Linked DNA regions of Homo sapiens: region 2 is linked to region 1. Evidence: chromatin contacts called from ENCODE Hi-C data. All regions are on one chromosome and are shown on one strand. The core of a region is the stretch at or near the end of the contact, and the rest is flanking DNA. Distances in the headings are between cores, read along the strand shown. Region 1 has its middle 710 kb from the start of SNORD151. Region 2 has its middle 680 kb from the start of SNORD151.

Region 1 (5,485 bases), core at 977-3,476:
TTTGAATCCTTTATTTATTTATTTATTTTTAAATTTTAGTGTAATTTTATTTAACTAGATAAAGCCTTCTCAAGTGTAATTTCTTTCTTTTTTGCTATGTTTCTTCCGTGGCTCCGCATAGATTTCAGATGTTTCCAAGAAACTTTCTTTACTGAGGACAGGGTGGTGGGGACATAGGGATTTTGCCTTGTGTGTTTTGTGTAGTCCTGTCCTTTCAGCTGGCCTTGGTTTACCAGTGAAAACAGGGGCTTGGCATTTGTCTTATCCATGGCCTATATCCTTGCCTTACAGTCTTATCTTTAGGATGTGTCTCTATTTAAGCCCAAATTGATGTACTTTATTCATTTGGTTTATTCATGTTTCTTTTCTTCTCCAATAAATGTTTATTGAGCCTCTATTTGCCATTCCGTGCTATGTTTGATTATGGCTCAAGCTATGTCAAGGATTAGAAAGTGTCTTTTATGAAGCACAATCTGAGTAATGTGTTCCACAAGAGTTTATCCCTCCCAGTAACCCAGAAAGAGATATGTATTGTTATTTCCCTTTAAAGGTGATAAAAGCAAGGTCCACTGTCTCATGAGTAGCATTTACCAGTGCCAGAATGAAAGCCTGAGGGGAATGACTCAAAATCCTACTGTGTCTGTGGACTGAACTCACAGCCAGACACAAAGCAATGCTCCCAAAAGGAGAGAGAAGAAAAACAAACACCAAAAGAAGATTGATTGTTGTAATTCCTTTTTATCTTGCCAACAGAATCTTCACTGAGAAACCCAAGAGGCAGGAGGGGAGACAAAAGGGTTTGTTGTGTCTTTCTCCCTACACTGTCATGTTTCCTGCCTGAGTCCTATGAGGGGACACCACCATAGAGGCCCGGTGAGGCCAGCACCATGGTGTCAAAGTCTGCCTTGTGTACCTTTGCTCATGTCACCTCTTCTTTTCTCCACTTCCAAATTCTCTCTATCCACTTCTTGAACTCTTCTTTTTAGCCCAGTTTAGCCTCTCGTATGCAAGTCCCTTCCTCTGTCCCCATTGCCCCAAGGATCCATTGCCTTGACTTGCAAGCATCTTCTTGAATTTCCTGCTAATTTGAACTGAAGAGATGGAAATGCACCTTAAAGATTGGGTGGGAAGCCAGCCATGGCAATGTCTGATGCCCAGACTTGGGAGAGTGGTTGGGTGCTGTAGGAAAGAGGTGGTTCTCGGTCCCAGTGTCAGCTTGTGTTTGGAAATGTCTGCATCTTTTATGGTTTCACTACACTGGCCAGATTCTGACATCTGATCAGCACTCCTGTCTCTGACATCTGATCAGCACTCCTGTCTCTGTTAGTTCTGGTAGCGTCAGGGCTCCCAAGGGACTCTGACTTTTCATCTTCTGCTGGACAGTTAGTGTTCCCAGTTGTTGATCTATAATCCCACTCTTGACAAGAGAAATAATAAATAATTTCTGTATCACTAAACTGTGTAAAGAATATCAAATACTAGGTAAAATTTCCTTTAATAATTTTTTATCACCTGTGCTTTATCCTCACATAATTCTTTCCATTATTTTGCCATATTATTATATCTACATTTTTAAAGGTACTACGCAATTCCTATTTTTCAGGTGAAGAAACTGGAACTTAGAGAAAATGGGTAAGGCAGCAGCACTGGGTTTTGAATCCAGACTGTCTGATTTCAGAACCTTATATCCTAACTACAAGAAAATGTATTTACTTTGTCTCGTTTGCCTATCCCAGAAGCTTCCAACTTGGAAATTTTTGGAAACTATCGTATTATAGCATTCACTGCCCTTCTCACCCAAGCAATAATTGTTTCATTGTCACGTGTGTGTAAACCAATGTGAGGCTCATTTTCCTAATTTGCAAAGTGGGATAAGAATACAGATTCTGCAGGGTTACTTTGAGTCAGAAGTTAAAAGTAAGTGAACGTGCTGTTGGAACTGTGAGTACAGACAGAGCTATGCACCCATAAATAGTGAAATACCAGATCTTTCTGCACTCAAACATTACCCATGTTGATTTATAAAAAAGAAACAATGATTTCACCCTGCTCGATCACTGCCAGGCTTGATGGGATGGTAGATAAAAAGAAAAAATAATGAAGTGTAGGAAATATGCACTTCCTCTTTATGGTTATTAATTTGTTTTTGTTTTTTTTTTCTTTCTGTGCAGACTCTTCAATTGTGAGTCAGATCATAAATCATTGCTTCACTTGTGGGTTTTGGTGGAGTCAGAGTAGATGACTTGAGAGTCTATTTGCAACATCTTTTCCCTTTACCTGGCTCTGCTGGACTTCAAAAGCCTATTTTTATGTGCAGGGTAGAATATGGAGCTGGAACACTAGGTATTCCCGGCTTATTTTTGACATCAAGCCTCTCGTTGGAAAAACCAGCAATTATTAAGAGGTTTCAGTACATTTTAAAAGCATATAAAATCAAAGTTATTCAATACTGAATCTAGGGACAACAATGTATTTGGAGATTTATTACCTCCCAACACATATCTTTTAGTTTACCTTTTTTATCCCAAATGAATTTAATTTAAAATATAATCATTATAATTATACTATATAAGAATATGAACCATGCTGCCTTGGATCAAGCAAGGTTTCAGCATTGGACATCTTCCAAGAGACTCTGAGTCAGGCACGTTCAAGATGTTCTGCAGATGCATCTCACAGGTTGATCCAGCATGCAGAGGTGCTTTAAAAAGATAACTGAGTCAGCTGGGCACAGTGGCTCACACCTGTAATCCCAGCACTTTGGGGAGGCCGAGGCAGGCGGATCACGAGGTCAAGAGATCGAGACCATCCTGACCAACATGATGAAACCCCCATCTCTACTAAAAACACAAAAATTAGCTGGGCGTGGTGGCACATGCCTGTAGTCCCAGCTACTCAGGATGCTGAGACAGGAGAATCGCTTGAACCCGGAGGCGGAGGTTGCAGTGAGCTGAGCTCGTGCCACTGCCCTCCAGCCTGGCGACAGAGTGAGACTCCATCTAAAAAAAAAAAAAACAGATAACTGAGTCATGGTGCTGTACAGCCAACATAATCAAAATGTGGGCCTTCAGCACTGAATCCATTTGGCCTTACTCAAGCCTCAGCTTTCAACCCCTTGTCTTCACCACATGTTTCCCACATACCAATTCACTCTCAAAACTTACTTCACCAGGCATGACTGACCTCTTTGGGACTTAGCATCTCAACAGTGTATTCCATTTCCTCTCTGTGATTTCTGTCATCATTCAGGCTTGAGTGACTTCTCATTACAAAATCTACTGTAGGCCATGGCCTTCACTCCTGCGTGGATGTCTCTCTGTTAGATGACCAGGGTCTTAAGCAGATGACCCACACTGACTTAGGGAGCCTGTGATTCTAAAATCAGCTGCATGATTAACTCCCGTGCTTTGACTTAGATGCAGGAGACTTTTCTTTCCAAGAGAAAGAGCAATTGCTCTAGGGAGAGTGGGAAGCCTACCTCTTCCACGGGCTAGCTGAGTGACATTGGTAACTTACTTGACATTTCTGGGACATGATTACCTAATCTGCAAAATAATATTCATTACACCTATAATCTAAGGTTGCGTAAAGATTAAATTAACTTGCTCATACTAAGTGACAGCTCTAACAGATGCTTAACAAATTTCAACACGTCTTCCTCCTTTGTAGAATATTTTGTATCACTTTTTTGGCATTTTACATGCAATGCATCATGGTTAATTATTGGGGTTGTAAATCCTTTGCAAAAAAGAATCAGGTTTTATATTTTTTAATGTACTCTTGAGTGTATTCCAACCTCTTTCTCATATATTATAAATACTCAATGATTTCCAAATAGACATGTAAAGGAAATTACTGTTCTCTTTTTCTGTGCTCAGTGGAAATATGCTCCACCTGTGTCTCCTTTTCATCCCCTTTAAAACTCTTCATCGTGTGGCTGCAGATTCACTACCGTCTTCCAATTTATCCAGTTTACCTGGTGCTGCGTGGCCTGTGCTGTCTTCCCATGACAGCTCTGGTTCCCATCCTGACTCCTCCTTCCCTTGTGCCCACAGCCAAGTCTGATGGGCATGGGAGAAAGCACAAGGGAGGACGTGTTCTGGGGTGGTATTCCAGAGAGCAGGAGAATCCTGTGGACTCTCTCTGCATTATGCTACACGGATTGCCATTTTGCTCCTCAGGTACCTGAGTAAAGATTGCCATTTGTAAGGGAACAAGCTTCCTGAGTGTTCCCAGCTGCAGTAATATTTAGCCTCAGCAATCTCCAGAACAGTACACAGAGCGAGGCCCCAGCTGCGGGAGCCCTGAAGACGCCTGAGTGAAGGGGCTCTCTTCTCAGCAACATCAGTCAAGGCCAAAGGGAGACCAGCGAGCCTCCTCTTGTTCCACAGGGCCCCTGCACTCCCTTGGACACATTCCTCCTCAGGAGTAGGAGTCTGTGTCTTAAAGCATGAGCCAGGCGACAGTAACACAGACCATGCCCCACTGCATCGTGCATGAATGTTTTGTCTCATGCCATGTGACACAGGGAAGGGTGCAGGCCTTAGTGTCAGCTCTGTAGAGTTCTGCTTTCACTCTAAAGACTGTTATTTCCCTCCTATTTTATCTCCTCATCTGCTAAAATGAGGCCAATTGCAGTCTGTCTAATCTTCCTTCGCCTCCTCCACAAGCTACAGTCCCCTTTCTCATGTGACTTCCATTGCATTAAGTGTTGTTTACATATCTTTCTCCCTAAGAAGGCCTTATGCTCCTCTATGGTAGAAATAGTCCTCATTCCCCTCATGGTCCCTGGGCCCAGGCTAGCTCCAGATCCACAGCAGGCAGGCAGTGTGCTAGCCCCATGTCTTTTTCCTTTCCTTGCCTCTACCCACCAAGGGAAAAACACAGCCTTTGCACGCTTATTAAAGGCTGGCTTTCCAGAATATTACCACCACAGCTGGGGATAAGAAGAAGCTGATTTTTTTTTACCATAGGAAGGAAAACCCACTGATACAGTTTGGTATTTGTCCCCACCCAAGTCTCATGTTGAATTATAATCCTCAGTATTGGAGGTGGGGCCCGGTAGGAGGTATTTGGCTCATGGGGGTGATCCCTCATGGTCTGGTGCTGTCCTCAGATAGTGAGTGAGTTACCATGAGATCTGATTGCTGTAAAGTGTGGTGCCTCCCCTGTGAGCGATGCCTGCTCTTACTTTGCCTTCCACCATCAGTATAAGCTCCTGGAGGCCTCCCCAGAAGCTGACCAGATGTCGGTGCCATGCTTCCTACACAACCTGCAGAACTATGAGCCAACTGAACCTGTTATTTATAAATTACCCAGTCTCAGGTATTTATTTATAGCAAGAATGGCCTAACACTCCCACTTCAACAGAGTCTTGTTACATCTCAGAGGGAGAGGGCAAAGTCAGGATATTTATTGAGACTTTACAGTCTCGTCACATTTTTGTTGGTGTCTCCTGTTCCTTCTGCAGGGATGTCCTTCTCAA
Region 2 (5,485 bases), core at 2,045-4,544, 33 kb before region 1:
GTGTTTATGCATTCATCTTTGGATGGACATTTGGGCTGTTTTCACCACATGAAAAATGTTTCTATATACATTTGTGTACCTGGTTTTCTTTGAGTACAAGTTTTCAGTTTTGGGTGGTTTGTGTATAAGAGTGGAATTGTGGGGTTATATTGTAATTTCATTTAACATTTTGAGAAACCACTAAACTTTTCCACAAGAGCTGAACATTTTACACGTTCACATCAATACACAAGGGTTCCAATTTCACTTTCTCGTCAACACTTGTTATTTTCTAATTTTTTATAACCATCAACATTGTATTAGAAATTCTAACAGAGCAGTTAGGCAGAGATAAATTAATAAATAGCATAGAGAATAGAAAGGAAGAAGTAAAGTGATCTCCATTTGCATAGTATATAATCTGATATATAAAAAATCCTTAGGAGCATATTTTAAAATCTTTTGGAACCAATAAATGAGTTCAGAAAGCTTCCAAGATGCAAGTCAACATACACATATTTATTGCATTTCTGTATAATAATCAATGCCCAATTCAAAATTTAAATTTAAAAACCATGTTTAATTAAAAAACAGTTTTGTTTATAATAATACCAATATCAATATAAGAAAATATTTAGGAATGTTTAATGAAAGAATATAGGAACATATTTATTAAAATATATATTTAATGAAAGAAGTACAAGCCTTGTACCATGGAAACTACATGACATTGTTGAAATAAAGAAGACCTAAATAAATGTAAAAAAATCTGATATTCATGGATCAGATGATTCAATAATGTGAAGATGACAATACTCCCTATGTTGCCCTACAGAACCAACACAATCCTTATCAAAATCCCAGCTGCTTTTTTGAATAAATCAACCAGCTCATCTAAAATTCATATAGAATTGCAAGGGATCCTGTCTAGCCAAAGCAATTTTACAAGAGAACAAAACTGGAGGATTCACTTCCTGATTTCAAAACTTACTACAAAGCTACAGTCATCAAAATAGTGTGATACTGGCATGAGGATAAGCATATAGATCAATGAACAGAATTCAGACCTCAGAAATAAATCCTTGCAAAAAGGTCAAATAATTTTCAACAAGAGTGCCAAGATAATTCAATAGGAAAAAACTACTTTTTTCAACAAATGGTGCTGTGGCCAACTGGATATCCATATGTGAAAGAATGAAGCTGAATCCCTACCTCATAGCATACACAGAAATACACTGTAAATGACCACAGATGGAAATGTAAGAGCTAAAAGTATAAAATTTCTTAGGAGAAAGGATTAAGTTCTCATAAACTTAGGCAATGATTTCTTAGATAAAATACTAAACGTGAAAAACTGGACTTCAGCAAAATTTAAAACTTTTTGTTTCAAAGGATACCATCAAAAAAGTAAAAAGACAGAATGGAATAAAATATTTCTAAATCATATATCTGATAACAGATCTGGTTTTTGTTTGTTGGTTTGTTTTTTAGAGAAGGGGACTTGCCCTATCATCCAGGCTGAAGTGCAGTGGTGCAATCATAGTTCACTGCAACCTTGAATTCCTGAGCTCAAGCAATCCTCCTGCTTCAGCCTCCCAAGTAGCTGGACTACAGGCACATACCACCATGCCACCTAATTTAATGTTTTTTTTTTTTTTTTTTGGTAGAGACAAGGTTTCACTATGTTGCCTAGGCTGGTATTGAGCTCCTGGCCTCAAGTGATCCTCTCACTTCAGCCTCCCAAAGCACTGGGATTACAGGCATGAGTCACTGCACCCAGTCTGATAATAGGTTTGTATAAGTAATGTACTCTTGCAATCCATAACCCAACTCTTCTATTCTTCAAAAATGTTCTTAAAAATGCACAAAATGCTTAGCTAGGAATTACTTTCCTAATATAGTTGCAATATGGTATAGTTTGTACTGAAAGAGTCATTTTTATTTTGCTCTGGAAAGATGTTCTTCTCTTTTGTCTATGATGTAAATACATTTTTGGGCTCCTTTGGCTCTGTTTTTTTTTTCTCCCACAGAGATTCCAATTATCTTTAGATTGCATTTTTATTTTCTACATCATTCTCATCAATTTCATGCTTTTGACTTTTGCATTGTTGGAGAGGTCTCTTCTGTATTGACAATGGTAGCTAAGATTTGTCGTTGTGAATTTATGATCGACCAGACACGGGGCTAAGCACTTGAAGCATCTATTTTTTTTTAAAAAAGTATTTATACTCCTCATCATTTACCTATGAGACAAGTCATATTTTGTCTTATTTTGCAAGTGAGGAAACTGAAGAAAAGCATGCATGACTATCCTTTGCTGAATCACCCTGTCAGGGACAGAGGTGACTTAAGCACCTGCAGCTTTCTTTTAGGATCTGCATACTGGCTGATGAAACTACTTCACCAAGACCACTACGGCACCAGTGTGCTCTACCAGAGTATGGAGAGTTTTCCCTCTGTCTGATATCTCCATCTGAATTTTCTTAAATTCCTGTCTTATCTTTACTAGCCTATTTTATATTTTGTTCTTCTTAGATAGCTCTGTTATACCTCATCTTCCTTTTAATAATTGTTGCTAAGTAGATGATTCCAATAATTTCCTTCTGTCTCTGCAACAAAATTTTTTAGTTGGTCTCTGACATCTCTTTAAGGCAATGATTTCCCTGCAGTAATTGTATCTTTAGTCCTTATATTGATATGAAATGTATTCTTTGAAAAAACCAAGGCTGGAAGGCTCTCGCCTGATTTGCACTCTGGTGGGAATCATGCATATTGCCCTAGCAACCACAGCCATGCAAAAGTCCACAGGCTGAGGCCCTGGAGACTGGCAGACTCAGGAAGAATACTGGATAACTTTAAAAGGTATCCTACTTGCGGTGAGTTTTCTATTTGTTTATGAATTTTATTCCATCTCTCATTTTCACAAATAATACCTTAATGCAAGTATATAAGATAAGGGCAGACCGGAAACGCTATTACGGGTTTTCATTCCCTTCAGAAGGCTGCTAGTGGTACTGCAACTCCATGGACTAAAACTCTCTTTGATGATTGGCTGGCTGGCTAATTTGAACAAATTTGAACCTGCTTTCACTACAAAGGCCAGCTTTCCCTCTTCTTTCATCTCCTTTCCGCCTGTGGAGAAATGCATTACTGAGAGCTGTGAGCAATTGAATTTTTAATATTTGCCTAAGGACATGAGAAAGCTGGGTATTAAGTTACAATTCAAGGAACTGTGTGTCACGTAACTGCTTATTTCACAGCCTTGGATAGTTCAACGTCTACTGTTAACCACAGAGCTAAGTCAAGCATGCTCTTTCCTGGTACTACCTCCTTGTAAAGCTTCTGATGCTGGGTTATTGAGAACATAGTTTTCAAAGGTAAACATGACTAACTAAACGACCATTTTTTTCTCTGAAGAGAGGTAAAAACATACTAAACTGGCATTTGTATATTGCCATAGAGACTCCTCTACGCTTTCAGATACTCCTTTTCCTCATCTGCAATCTTGAAGTAAAAACTGCATTGCAGTTGGATATGAAACTAAAATGGAGAAATATTTAGGAAGTGCCCCCGCACAGTGCCTACCTTGTGAAAATAATCAAACGAGGGTAAGCTAATATTTGTTTATTATTATTGTATTTATTATCAAAAATAGTAAATGTACTTGATAATTTCTCTTTGAGTACACTAATGAAATAACTTAAAATGTGACAGAAAGAGAATTTATTAGGTTGGGACCTTGACTTAATAGAACCTATTATCCAGTGAATATAACATAACCTAATTAAGATATATAATATATTAACATATATATTATCCAGTGAATATAACATAACATAATTAAAACCAAATAGCCAATAAAAATAATTTAAGATTAGTCAACATAACTTCATACCAATGAGACATATGCTTATGGTGGAATCCTGTATACTTATTTGTCATTTTATTTTTTCCAGTTATGTGCATGTGCATTGGGTGAAATTGCCTTAAAGAGAAACTGACTTCTCTTTTACAATTCTTCAAAATCAGGCCAGCCTGTTTTGAGGCTCCTAGGATATCTATGGAATTCCAGGTATAATGAAATTGTTCCACAATCTTGTAATTCTCAGTTTAACTACTACTGAATAGTGACCAATATCCACACGGTGCCTTATACACAGTGCTTTATAATTTACCAAGTAATTTTTCACTTTATTCCTGCAACATCCTAATGAGATACGTGTGTGTATATATGTGTGAATATATATACACACACATCCTTTTTACGAGAAAACCAAGGACTGTAGAAGTTATGAGCTTTGCCAAGGTTATACAGCCAATAAATGAAGGACCCAAAATTTAAATTTAGTTCCAACTTCAAAGTTTATGTTTTAAACATACTGTATTTCCTTTCCAAGGTCAGTTGATTATACATATTCCAAATTATTCTAAATACCTGCTCTTATATCACGTATGAGAATCATAACACAGGCTTTATCTGTGACAATTGGTAAAACAGAAATATTTGGTCCAGCTCACTCCCCATGCTGGAAAATGACCATCTGTCTTGACTCTGGACTTCAGGTGTTGAAGTTCAGGAAATCAAAGTTGAAGTTGATTTACAACTAACCAGCTCTGGGTGAGTGACTCACAGTAACAAAGTTTACAGGATCTGATTCACACATCTACATGCCAATTCATGGTTAAGGAGCAACCTTCTTGCTGTGGGAACCAATGCTCTTTCTTTGTAGAAAGCACCTTTCTGAGTGTGTTTGTCTATGGAAGTACCAAGCTGCCAATAGAAAGTCAGGGTGCTGAGTTTGGCATCTGAGCAAAGGGACTTGCATTCTTTAAATGTGTATTTCTGGATATCTCTGCAAGTCACACAAATTAGCCTTTCTAATATTTCAGAAAAGAATTAAGGTTTATTTAGAACGAATCTTATACAAATAGTGAGTAATTAAAAGGCTGGGTAATTTCAGTGTAAACTAAATTAACAAGGAGCAACAGAAACTCTCATCCGTTGGCAGATGAAATGTGAAATGGTGCAACCACTTTGGTAGAGAGTTTGGTAGTTTCTTACAAAACTAAAGCACAGAGTTAAATATGACATGGTAATTGCATTTCTACTAATTTACTCAATTGCACTGAAAATCTCTGTCTATACAAAACATTATGATAGATAATCCTACTGCTTTAAATTCCTTTTGCTATCATTTCTGCTTATCATTAGGATTCTTATAAGTAATTTGGCAGAACAAGTGAAACTGCTTCAGAATGGAAATGTCACGCATATATTCTATAATATTACATGCTAATATTATGGTCATGCTTAGTTCAAAATGGTGGGCTTAACAGGAGCGGATATAGCAATATGAAGCTTATAGAATCTCTGCTAGAATCTTTCAATATTGATGTTTTTCAGTGTGCGTCTCAGACAAAATGTGGATAAAAAGTTAAAGGCAATGGGGGGATGTTGCAAATCCACAGCGCAAATTTTTTCAAAACTCATTCCCTTCTACATTCA

What was found. A loop is a pair of places that touch in the nucleus more often than their neighbours do. Pooled maps may share reads with other maps.
Region 2: a loop to region 1 is called in a map of PC-3, with 7 times the contacts of the local background. The contact joins two enhancer-like sites. A Hi-C loop is called at or near these places in 4 of 168 maps with a recorded cell type or tissue (Calu3, MCF 10A, PC-3 and 1 more) and 2 of 50 pooled maps.

Annotation. Positions count from the first base shown.
Region 1 is chr7:46,749,697-46,755,181 of GRCh38, reverse strand. No RefSeq gene overlaps it. Among named protein-coding and RNA genes, the nearest start is that of SNORD151, 710 kb to the left of the region's middle. Within about 2 kb of position 2,226, at least 8 of the 41 ENCODE cell types and tissues checked have a DNase peak (open chromatin) inside an H3K27ac peak, as active enhancers do; they include PC-3 and PC-9, where a contact is called at or near this core.
Region 2 is chr7:46,784,045-46,789,529 of GRCh38, reverse strand. No RefSeq gene overlaps it. Among named protein-coding and RNA genes, the nearest start is that of SNORD151, 680 kb to the left of the region's middle. Within about 2 kb of position 3,294, at least 2 of the 41 ENCODE cell types and tissues checked have a DNase peak (open chromatin) inside an H3K27ac peak, as active enhancers do; they include PC-3 and PC-9, where a contact is called at or near this core.